Regions from separate parts of the Homo sapiens genome. Here region 2 is linked to region 1. The links are chromatin contacts, found by Hi-C or POLR2A ChIA-PET in ENCODE. All regions are on one chromosome and are shown on one strand. The core of a region is the stretch at or near the end of the contact, and the rest is flanking DNA. Distances in the headings are between cores, read along the strand shown. Region 1 has its middle 75 kb from the start of HMHB1. Region 2 has its middle 110 kb from the start of HMHB1.

Region 1 (5,742 bases), core at 1,183-3,682:
TTTTCATTGCTTGGATCAGCATCTAGGCTTTCAAGCAAAATTTTCTCCTGTTGTGTTTCGGGTAGAGGAGATGGGGGCAGACATCAGTCATTCTAATTCCCAAATTTGTCTCCAATCTTTTTAATAAGATTATTGACAGAGGTTTAATTCATCCAGCAAAAGGTTAGTCTGAGCGATCTCTAAGACAGTCTTGTGCTGGCATTCTCTTTTAAATTGTTGTTCCATCTTATTCATCTTAGTGATGGCCTCTTTCATTTTGAGGCAGAATTTGTCTTCATGCTCTGTGCCACTCTGTATACCAATAGGAGTCCAGGGAAAAGAACCCAAGGAGATCAAATCCTGGTTCTGCTACACCCTCATTATTTGATGATTAGCTAATCCTGCAGTCTCAGTTTCCTCATCTGCAAAACAAGATCCATCCAGCAGAGAAGCCCGAAGGAGTCCAGCTAATCTCTATACACGCTAAATGCTGACTGTCGTATGACTTACTGGGTTAGTCTTCCCTCATCTCTGCATCAGCTTCTTCCTTGTATCCTCTTGAAATATTCTTTTTAATGGCAGCCCTTATCACAAAGATGGTGTATGCTGGTGGTGGTGATGAGGCACTCTGGAGGCAAACTGCCCAGATCCAAACTCTGTCTCTATGGCTGATTATCATTTTGCTGTGGGCACATTTTAAAATTTCTCATGCCTCGATGTCCTGATGTAGAAAATGGAGCTAGTAACATGAACTATCTCACAATGTTGTCATAAGAATTAAATTAGTGCCACATGCAGAACTTTTATAAGCATGAGCTCTTATTTTTTAATCAGTATCTGAGAATTGTCTAATGCTGGATCAGCATAAAGTCATCCACCAGTCAAATAGAAGGGAAAGATGGGACATGGGGGACAGAGCATCCGAGAAGAGAGAAAAACGGACATCCTGTTTACTCCTCATCTTGCAGAGCCTTAGTGGTGAGTAGCAGAGCACTAGATCTCTCAGAGTTCACTGGGCTTCAGCTCTCCTCACCATGATCTCCTGGAAGCAAGGGACCATGACTTGTTTATCCTCAAGGCTGGCCCAGAGAAACACTCAAGAATAAATAAACCTAAAACAAGAAAAGGAACACAGAGCTTTGAACTATTGCCAGGCTAGCAAATTCTCTGATTTATTTGGTGACCTGAACAATTGCAAAGTGGTAACACACAAAGTAACCCAAAGCCCTTTACAATGTGTCAATGGGGGACCTAGAACCAAGCCTGCCTGCTCCGGGTGACTCCCAGGACACTCTTCAAAGCCATTAAGAAACCTGGAGAGTCCTAACCAAACAGGACATCTGGTCAACTTCATAAAGCACACACTCTCGGGCACTGTTTAACATGAGTAACCCAACCCCTTGCTGCAGCAAGAATTCCCTTGAATCATTTTTCTGGCAGCAGGGTGTCCTCCCCAAAGGCAGGACTATTATCCATGTGACCTCCCAAGATCCATTTCTCTCCTTTGATTTATTCAGTGACCTCCTCTGGTGCAAAAAATGGTATCTTTGTGGCTTAAAAGAGTTTTTCCCCCTCCTCCTTCTTCACTCTGAGTCATTTATTTCTTCCTGCCAGTAGGACACTTCTCTTGTTCATTCCCAAATCATCCCTGTAAAGAAGGCAGTAAGGGTATAAAAATAAACCCTTCGGAAGCAGAAATGGCTCCAAAGCCCTCTGCTAGGACCACCCCACCATCACCGTCATGGAGTAAACTTGGTTAGAATGTCAGCTCTAAAGTCTGACTACCTCAATTCACACCCTCACTCCACACTCAGCAGCTGTGTTACCTTGGGAAAACTACTTAACCTCTTTATGTTTTTATTTTTCCCTCTGTAAAAAGGGGCTAAAAATAACACTGACCTCATAGCATTTTGTGAGGATGGAATGCGGGAATACAGCAAAGCACTTTGAATAGTGTCTGCCACGTGGTAAGAGCTCAATAAAAATTATCTAGAATTTCTTTCTGAGGCCACTATAAATTCTCAGCATTGAATATATACATGGATAAATGAAAAATGGGATTAAATGACTCGCAGAGCTCAGAGTAAAAATGCATGATGGCCTTAATTATCTATTCCCTTCTCTTAGTTCCTCGCTTCCTGTCTAGTTAGATGCTAATATCAGTAGCCAATATCGAGAAAAAAATGCTTCATTTGTTTCACTTAAAAATAGGCATTGCCTAAAACAAGTCTGAAATGAATGTAAATATTGTATTTTCATTCACCTTTGACTGAATCATTATCTATTTCCCCTAATGTGAGAGGTTAATTCTTTGAGCTAGAATTTTGAAAGAGAGAGAAGGTAGGTGCTGTGACAGTGTAATTCTTGTTTTAAAATGTGTCCTTAAAAAATGTGCCCTCGCTCTCTTGCCTTGTCTTCCAGGAGTGGCTTGGCATGGGGCTGAGTTCCTGGTGGAGAGTGCTGAGCTGGCAGTGTGCCAGTGTGGTTCATGCTGCCTTCCCCCCTTGCTTTTAGTTGCAGATGAAGTAAATTTCTGGAAACCACTCACCATGTATTGACATCTGTGAATGGAGACAGAAAAAAAAAGACAGTGTAGTCATCATCGGCAGAGTACAGTACACTGATCTGAGAGTTTTCAGGAGAGAGAATTACATTCTATAACTTCATCTAAGTTTTTCTAATTTTACATTTTTTCATGCTCAGAAGAGAACTGGCAGAATTGTTTGACAATTAATGATGAATTCAAACAGCTTTCGGCACCCACTCTCATTTGTGTCTCTCAAGCACAGAGGCAGCAGAGGTGAACCATCTGCATTTTCCTGGGTTTCTGCTGCCATGTGTACCAGGGAATAAGGGTAAAAGGAAACACATCGCTAAAACAGCTGAAAGTTTCCAACTGCAGTATTGGTGAAGAGAGTAGAAATTTATGTCACTGATTTCCACAAGGACAATTTGATACATTCACTTTGTTCAGCCCACAACGAGGTGCAGGGGAGATGATGAATTGAGTCTCTTTCTATGCAGATCTGTTCCCTGCCAAATGAGCCCACCATCAAAGAATACAGTATGGCTCTTTCTACACTGAGCTGTTTGGCAGACACATTTTGTAACCAGAAATGGTGCCAGCAGTTTGCAGCAGCCTCCGCCACAGCAAATCAGCTGTGATATTAAAAAGAAAAACAGCCTGGCAATGTGGAAATTATCCCATCCAGCAGTATTTCCCAACACAAGAAGCTTGATTTTGCTGCCCAAGTGAGAGTGACAGAACTGATTAATCCTTTATTCCAAATGCCATTCTCTACCACCAAATTTTGGTTGTTTATTTTTTAATCTTTTCTAGAAAAAGGAAACATTGTGACTCTACTTAAATAGCCCAGGTAGACTGAAGATTTGGCGACAGCACTCTACATTTAAGCCAGCCGAGCTAAGAAGAGAAGAAATTGGGTTATACGAGGTAAAGAAATCTATTGTCCCCTGTGCTTTCTGGATTGACTCGTTCTATGGTGAAACTACTTTCTTTTCTGCTATAGTGTTTCATGAAGCCATCTGGATTATTTAATCTATACAGACAGCTGGTCCAGATACTTTTAGACTCAACATGGATTTTTTTTTTTAACAGTCTGAATAATGTACAAGGCCCAAATTAACAAGAGAATTGCCAGCTCTCTCTCTCTCTCATGTTGTGCCAGGGCCCCGTGAGGAGCATCAGGAAAAGCGTGGGACAAGGAAGGGGTTTGCACCTGTAGCTGTTGGATCCTTCAGCTGGCCAGGTGGAAAGAGGTTTCAAATGGGATAACTTCATGTGTTCAGCCCTTTGTGCTCTGAATACTGTCCATTTTCATTCTCCCTTCAGCAGCTGCTGTTCCCCAGAGTTTGTCTATGTAAAGTTGTGACTACAAAGGCTCCAATTTTTTATCTACAAAGCTGAGACTCATGTGGCTAAGGAACCACTCAAAAAACCAGAAACTAACAGAACCCAAGAAGAGGTCAATACACCCAGTGATAATTGGACTGTCTGATCTCTTTACCAGAACTTTCTAAGTAATAAAGAGTGCTAGTACCATGCTACTCCATCAGACAACTAATTGTGCAGCCCTATCCACTAACCAGTTGTGTAATTTGGGGCAAGTTACTTTTCTGAGCCTCAGTTCCCACATCTATAAAATCAGCATGATAATGGTACTTATCTCATGAGGGTGATGTGAGAATTAAATCAGATAATACATGTAAAGCACTTATCTGGCACAAGGAGCACTCAAAAAACAACAAAATAGTAATGATAATTACCATTTGTTGAGCACTTGCTCTAGAATGCCAAATACTCTTGGAACTTTACAACATAGCTTGAAGCTCTTATGATAATCCTACGAAGTGGCTGTTGTTATACCTCTTAAATAATAAGAATCACAGATGGTAATTAAAGATCAGATGACCCTGGTAGTTGCTTCTGATATAATCATCAATCAATTAACAGAAAACTGATTGGCATAATGGTTGATGAACATGGGCTCTGGGGTCAAACAGCTTGGGATTTAATCTCTGTCCTGTCACTTATCACTAAGGTAACCTTGGACAAATGGTTTAACCTCACTGACCCTCATTTTTCTTATCTGGAAAAGAGAACTAATAATCATACCTACCTAATAGGGCTGTTGGGATGGTAATTCAACAATATAAAGGATGCATGTTTAGCCTACAAGGAACTAGCAGTGCTCCAGCTGAAAACAGGTTAGTGATTAGGAACACATTGCTTGCTTCAACTCTGACCACTCTACTTACTAGCTGGGTGACCCAGGGCAAGCCACTTAACCTCTTAGGTCTGGTCTCTTCATCTGTAAGATGGAAAGGCTGTTGTGAAGACTGGACAAGTTAAAGCACATAAAGTGATTAATTGGTAAGTATTCAATAGATATACAAGTACATTTATAGACATGGGCTTATTAATGACAAAGTCAAGCAAAAAACAGCAAGCATCAGAAGCAGGAAAGTCCCTGAGGGTTCCAAGGAGGTAGAGGCTGGGTGGTTAGTGGTGGTCAGAAAGTCTGAGCTGAGCCACAAATTCAATTCAATGCAAACTTTACTGTAGCAGGCCTAGTACTGGGTTCTGTGAATATACAGGTGAATGTAGGCAGTACCTGGTTTCTGAGAAGGCAGTGTAGCTAAAGGATACATGAGTTAGGAAGTATTTAACTGAGACAGTGTACTGGGTGTTACACTGGAGAAAGGCAGGCCACAAAGGGAAGCTAGGTAAGAAAGATGGGAGCAGTGGATTCTCCCTGGGATGACAGAATGAGGATCTCAAGAGGCCACGGAGCAAGCTGGGTAAAGGTACCATTTATTGATCCACTAAGCCATCATGATATCTTAAAAGAACCCAGATTCTGGTGAACATGAAAGGCAAAATTGTAAAAAGTTTAAAGATTGTTTGAGAGGTGCTTTAATATGATCAGAGATACTGTGTTCTTCCTTTTTGCCAACTACAACTGCAGGGTTCCGGGTAATCCTTGTTCTCTGAAATTTAATTAGCTAAGGATATCTGGGTTCCAAGCTAAGAACTTCTAGCTCTTCTCTGCATTTCTGTATAAGTAAGACTTGTTTTTTGGCAAGTAACAGAAACCCAGAAACCTACTCAAATTACCTTAAAAAATTATCTCACTTAACTGGAAATCCAAGATGTTTCTAGCTTAAGGCCAATCTAGGGCCTCAAACTAGACACTCATGTACTCATGGTTCTCTTCTTCCTGTTAGCATTTTTTCACAGGC
Region 2 (5,742 bases), core at 1,544-4,043, 35 kb before region 1:
ACACTGTTTCTCCAAACCATCACAGCTGATATCTCCTGGTGCTATCAATTCATACAAAACCATATCCAGGCCATCACCAATAATTCTACAGAACAAATGTTTCTTCTAACAACCCCACAATATCACCCCTTACCACAAAATCTTCCTTCAGCTTAATCTCTCCCACTCTAGGTTCCCACGCCGCCCTTAATCCCGCTCGAAGCAGCCCTGAGAAACATCGCCCATTATCTCTCCCTACCACCCCCAAAAATTTTCGCCATCCTAACACTTTACCACTATTTCATTTTATTTTTCTTATTAATTTAAGAAGACAGGAATGTCAGGCCTCTGAGCCCAAGCTAAGCCATCATATCCCCTGTGACCTGCACGTACACATCCAGATGGCCAGTTCCTGCCTTAACTGATGACATTCCACCACAAAAGAAGTGAAAATGGCCTGTTCCTGCCTTAACTGATGACATTATCTTGTGAAATTCCTTCTCCTGTCTCATCCTGGCTCAAAAGCTCCCCTACTGAGCACCTTGTGACCCCTACACCTGCCCGCCAGAGAACAACCCCCCCTTTGACAGTAATTTTCCTTTACCTACCCAAATCCTATAAAACAGCCCCACCCCATCTCCCTTCGCTGACTGTCTTTTCAGACTCAGCCAGCCTGCACCCAGGTGAAATAAACAGCCTTTTTGCTCAAAAAAAAAAAAAAAAAAAAAAACAATGCAAATAACAGAATGCAAAATATAAAATAGACCATTTTTATAAAATTTCGAGTCACAAATAATGCTATAACATTTTGTGTCTGCCTAACTAGTAAAATATGAAATCATGAATTGGAGGATATTCAACAAGTTCCAAAGAGATGCTGACTCTGGAGAGGGAGAGAAAGAGAAGGGGATATTCCATCTGGAAGGGATACAAAAATACTGCAGCTTTCTTTGTAATGTTTTATTTTGTCTTTATTAAACACAATTTTAGAAGCATATATGGCAAAATGTTAATTAATTCTGGGATGAGGACACATGAATATTTTCATACTATGTACTTTTCTGTGGTAATTGTTTTTCCAAATAAAATAACAAAACTTCAGTCACTTTTTGTTACTCAGTGCACTGTAATACTGTATCAGTTGAATTTAAGGAACCGTGACTCTAAATTGTTAAATATACTGCATTTTATTCATTTACAGTGTTTATACTGGATGACTAAACTAGGGCGTTGGAACACGGTCCATGGAATTTCAGTCTAATTAGTTCTCATTTATATGCTTGGTAAATGTAGGGAAAGTAGAATTTTAAACATCTGTTTATTCAAGGTACACAAACCAGAAAATGTTTTCTTTGGTTTTCTAATATTATCCTGTGCCAACATGAGTATTATCATCAGTTTACAGGATTTTTCCCACTGAGAGATTCAGGGTTAATGTTGCTATATAAATGGCACCTGGATCCTATTTTGGGAGAATTTATATATCCGTACAAAGTGTGGAAACGAGAGAATTTTAGTGCAGAGCGTCTCATTTAAGTATAAACAATATGAAAATCACTTTTCATGCTATAGAGTTGTAGCTTTTTCTCTCTCATATTTCCTGCAAGTGTGACTCATCTTGTCTGAGCCCTAGAGCTGACATGGATAGTTACCTAGGTCTCAGTAAGAAACTGAAAGAGAACACAGGCAAGGGAGAAAGGTAGAAATAAGGTTTGGCCTAAGAAAGACTTGGGTTTAAATTCTGGCTCTGTCATTTGCTCATTGCATGACTTTAAGCAGACTACTGAAGCCCAGCTGTAAATCAGAGATAATTAGAGTGATGCATCATGGATTGGATGAGAATTAAAGGAGATCCAGCATGTACATGCATTTCAGAGCAAAACCAAGACATGGTACACTCAGGAGTGGTGGCCATTGTATTTATTGCTGTTGTTGCTGTCGCCATTATATCTAAAGGGCCTAAATCCTTATTTCCTTTTAGCAGGCACAAAGCTATGCCCACTTAGAATCGAATTCAGCAAGTTGTTTGTGCTTCTTTGATATGCTGCTGCTGACCTAGTAAGGGATAAAGAACGAGGAAAATTTGGAGCCTTTTTAGAGAATATTAAGGATGAACCTCACCAAGGTTTGATTTATTTTTCTTTTTATTTTTTGTTTAGTTTCATTAGTTTTTCTTTTACTTTTTTTTAAAGCTTTTTTCAAAGAGGAGATGGGAAGCTATTTCTTAAGGAGACAAAGACATCGTTGTTGCCATCCAATTCCAATTTCAGTTCTCTTTCTACTCACAGTTTCATCCTCCTGGTTCTCACTTTCTCCTTCTAATAAATGCACCCCATATTTCATTACAAAGATCATTTCTTTCATCCACACTCAAGGTTGAAAATCAATCTCATAGACTACTTCCTCCTTAACTGTTTGCTGATAATGACTTAAACCCATTCACTTTCCCAGAATAAGAACAATAAAGGTAGTATTTTAATAGTGAAAGTTTTCAAAAACTTTTTTACTAGTGAAAGGTTTCAAAAAGTCTTTAAAAGTTGCTAATCCTAGAATTTCAGTATTGTGACAGGATGGCAAAATAGCCACTTTTGTGACAAAAGCCTTAATTACATAGCATTCAAGTATGCCATCTAAGTGTCAAACTCTTCTGTTCTACTTTCAGATTGGCCTTGATTCTTGCTTCATGTGACATGCGAGCCATCATGTTCCCTTCTCAAGCCCACAGAGGACCTCACTAATTGAGCACAGTATTCCTTCTGGCAGGACCTGGTTGTGACTCACAATTCTTCCTGACACAGCACTCCAAGTAGTAACCGTCAATCTTAGCCAATAAGGAAATTGAAACCTATTGGCCCTCAGTAGCTTAAAATGTATTTGTTGATTTTCCAGTTGTAGAAAAGAAAAGTGCAAAGTGACTCATTTAAAGAAGAATTAGAAAACAATAGAAAGGAAATCATGGTCTCTGCTTTAGTTTTATTTACATATTTATTTACTTACTGAGATAGGGTCTCACTCTGTCACTCAGGCTGGAGTGCAGTGGCGTGATCATAGCTCATTGAGGCTCAACCTCCTGGGCTCAAGCAATTCTTCCACCTCAGCCTCCTGAGTAGCTGGATCCACAGGCACACACCACCACACCCAGCTAATTTTTGTAATTCGTGTAGAGACAGGGTTTCGCCGTGTTGCCCAGGCCGGTGTTGAACCTGAGCTCAAGCAATTTTCTCACCTCAGCCTCCCTAAGTAGTAGGATTACAGGCTGCTTTAATTTTAACTAGCAACCCATATATTCAGGACTATAGAAGGAACTTACTATAAAGTGAAATAAAATATAGTCATATACAAGTAATATTTTTTAAACTTTGGAATGAGCATTTAATAATCCTGTGAAAGGAGAATTTTCTTTATTTTTTAAATGACAGAAAATTACAAAGCCATTGTTCTTCCTAATAAGTTCCTATTATGTTTTAGATTTATTTTAAGCTAGAGATAGAAAACTGTTCCTACCATGATGTCATGTTGTATTTATTTCTGGTCTCATCAATTGAGTCAATCAAGAGACACTCTCATGACACCTTCTTGCCAGAATGAACACTGTGAAGTAGGTTTAGAGCCCAGCCAGACAGATTTCGAATTGGTTGAGTGATGTAAACTTTCATGATGGATTAAATGGAGAAGGTGAGAACCAAAAAAGGAGTCCAATATGATCTTGAAGTTTTGAGTCTTGAAGTCTGGGAAAACAAGGGATCTTCATAAACACAGAAAGTCAGTAGGAGAAAGCAGCTGTTCTGGGAGACAGGAAAAAAAAAGTTCAGATTTAGATTTTTTTGAGATTTAAATTTAGAATTCAAGGGACTTCATAATGGAGAACATCTCACATGTATTTGGCATTACAGGCCTGGCCTTTGAAAGCCTGGGGGTAAAGATTTTGAAATCTTGTCCTCAAGGGATGGTAGAAAGAAATGTTGTCCAATTTCAACCCCATTTCTCATCTGAAAGATATTTGAAGGATGCCAGAAATTGAGAAAAGGCAGAGCTGATTCTACAGTGAGTCACTGGGATTCTGAAGAAATATGAGTGGCAGCTCCAGAATTTCTATATGAGGAGGAGGAGGCAATTTACAAGTGGAAGTCTGGTTGTAAGATGTAATAAGCTTGTTGTATATATGGCAGCTTACAACAGATTGAAAAAATAGATGTTTACTTTCAGAATACAGAAGGGAAATTGCAGAGATTATGAGAGAGTGCCTAAGAAGTTACCAGTGTCTTATGCATTGATTAGGTAGAAAAGATTAGGTAGAACTTTCAGACAGTTTGAACTCTCCAGGCTCTACTAGAATGATAATCCATTTCTGTATAAAAACATACAAAATCAGTAAGTTACTGAATAAAAGTGATCATAGCATAATTTGATGTTAGATAATCTATAAAATATATAATAAAGGCAGTTCAAGCAATTCAAAATTTATTTGAATTTTTCAGTTATGTTGACACTATTCCTAGTTGAGAAATAAAGTTGTGTTTATTTTAGTGAAAAGGTGACATACCTTGACCAGTGTTCCTTGGAGTCTCCACTCTTTACCAAGGACATTTAGCAAACATGGCAATAAAAACACATTTAGATCTGTGAGATTCAGTCAAAGCCCAGAAAAACTGTTCTAACCTGAACCACATGATCTCAGCACAATGCATGTCATTGACTTTCTCAGGCTATCCAGGATTTGAATATTGAGGAGGTGGTGAATATTGAATATTGTCCAGTGGTGACTCATACTGAGTAAGACTATATAGACTTTCTCTTTAACATGTTAGGTACCGGCTACAATAGTGACTTTCCACTGACTCTGACCTATAGCAGAAGTAGATTTCACATTGTGACCCAGAGCACATCCTGCAACCAAGGTTTTATGAACCAATTCTTAACTTCACCATATATACTACACTTTCATATTTTCTGTTCTTAATTTTGTTATCACTCTTTGATTTCATGACCCACAAGTAAATCATGACTCAAAGTTCGGAAAATATTAAGCGGCATGGTAGCGTTTTCCTATTTATGGTCATTTTCATTATCCTTTTTTGTTAATGTCTTATGTACTCAGCACTAACAGCCAACTCTGGTCCATAGTCTCAGCATATAAGAAACTATATTACCTTCACAACTATAATAATTCATCATACAAGTACCAAGTGGATATTAACTTGACAATAGTGGTCTTAGATTTATTTGCATTTAAAAAAATTTAAAGTGATATCCTTACTACAATGGAGTTAGGACAAAAGACTGGAAAACAGAGAAACCTGATGATATAGTGATTGCTAAAATATTCGTAAGGAAATATGGAATAGTCAGAAAAGAATACTGTGTATCTTCAATGCAAAACTATGCATTGTTTAGCATATACCCTTCCAGGTTATCTGATGCTAGCTTTTTATTAATTTTGAGCTATTTTATAGATCTGTACATTGTAACTAACTGATAGCAACGAAAATAATTCTTGTGTATATACATGAATTCCATCCAGTGGCGGGATAATCCTCCTTTTTCATTCCTGCCTCTCCCCAAAGCCAGTTGTGTGAGTGAAAATTGGTAAATGCATTCTAATACTCCTGATATCTAGGTATATCTGCCCTTTGGATTCTACTTTGAACAGATTACATCATTTTATTGGTTCCTTTATTAATAAAGCGTTAAATAAAATCTTTAGCACCATTTCACATTGTCTGAAACTCATTTTACCCCCTTTTTTGTTTTTTTTTAGAAAAT

Evidence for each region. A loop is a pair of places that touch in the nucleus more often than their neighbours do. ChIA-PET counts read pairs that join two places held with the same protein, here RNA polymerase II (POLR2A). Pooled maps may share reads with other maps.
Region 2: a map of MCF 10A shows a loop between it and region 1 (2.8-fold over the local background). The contact joins two enhancer-like sites. A Hi-C loop is called at or near these places in 2 of 168 maps with a recorded cell type or tissue (MCF 10A and PC-9) and 4 of 50 pooled maps. POLR2A ChIA-PET finds 5 or more read pairs at or near these places in 2 of 52 experiments (MCF 10A and activated CD4-positive, alpha-beta T cell).

Annotation. Positions count from the first base shown.
Region 1 is chr5:143,884,186-143,889,927 of GRCh38, reverse strand. No RefSeq gene overlaps it. Among named protein-coding and RNA genes, the nearest start is that of HMHB1, 75 kb to the right of the region's middle. Within about 2 kb of position 2,432, at least 6 of the 41 ENCODE cell types and tissues checked have a DNase peak (open chromatin) inside an H3K27ac peak, as active enhancers do.
Region 2 is chr5:143,919,947-143,925,688 of GRCh38, reverse strand. No RefSeq gene overlaps it. Among named protein-coding and RNA genes, the nearest start is that of HMHB1, 110 kb to the right of the region's middle. Within about 2 kb of position 2,793, at least 6 of the 41 ENCODE cell types and tissues checked have a DNase peak (open chromatin) inside an H3K27ac peak, as active enhancers do.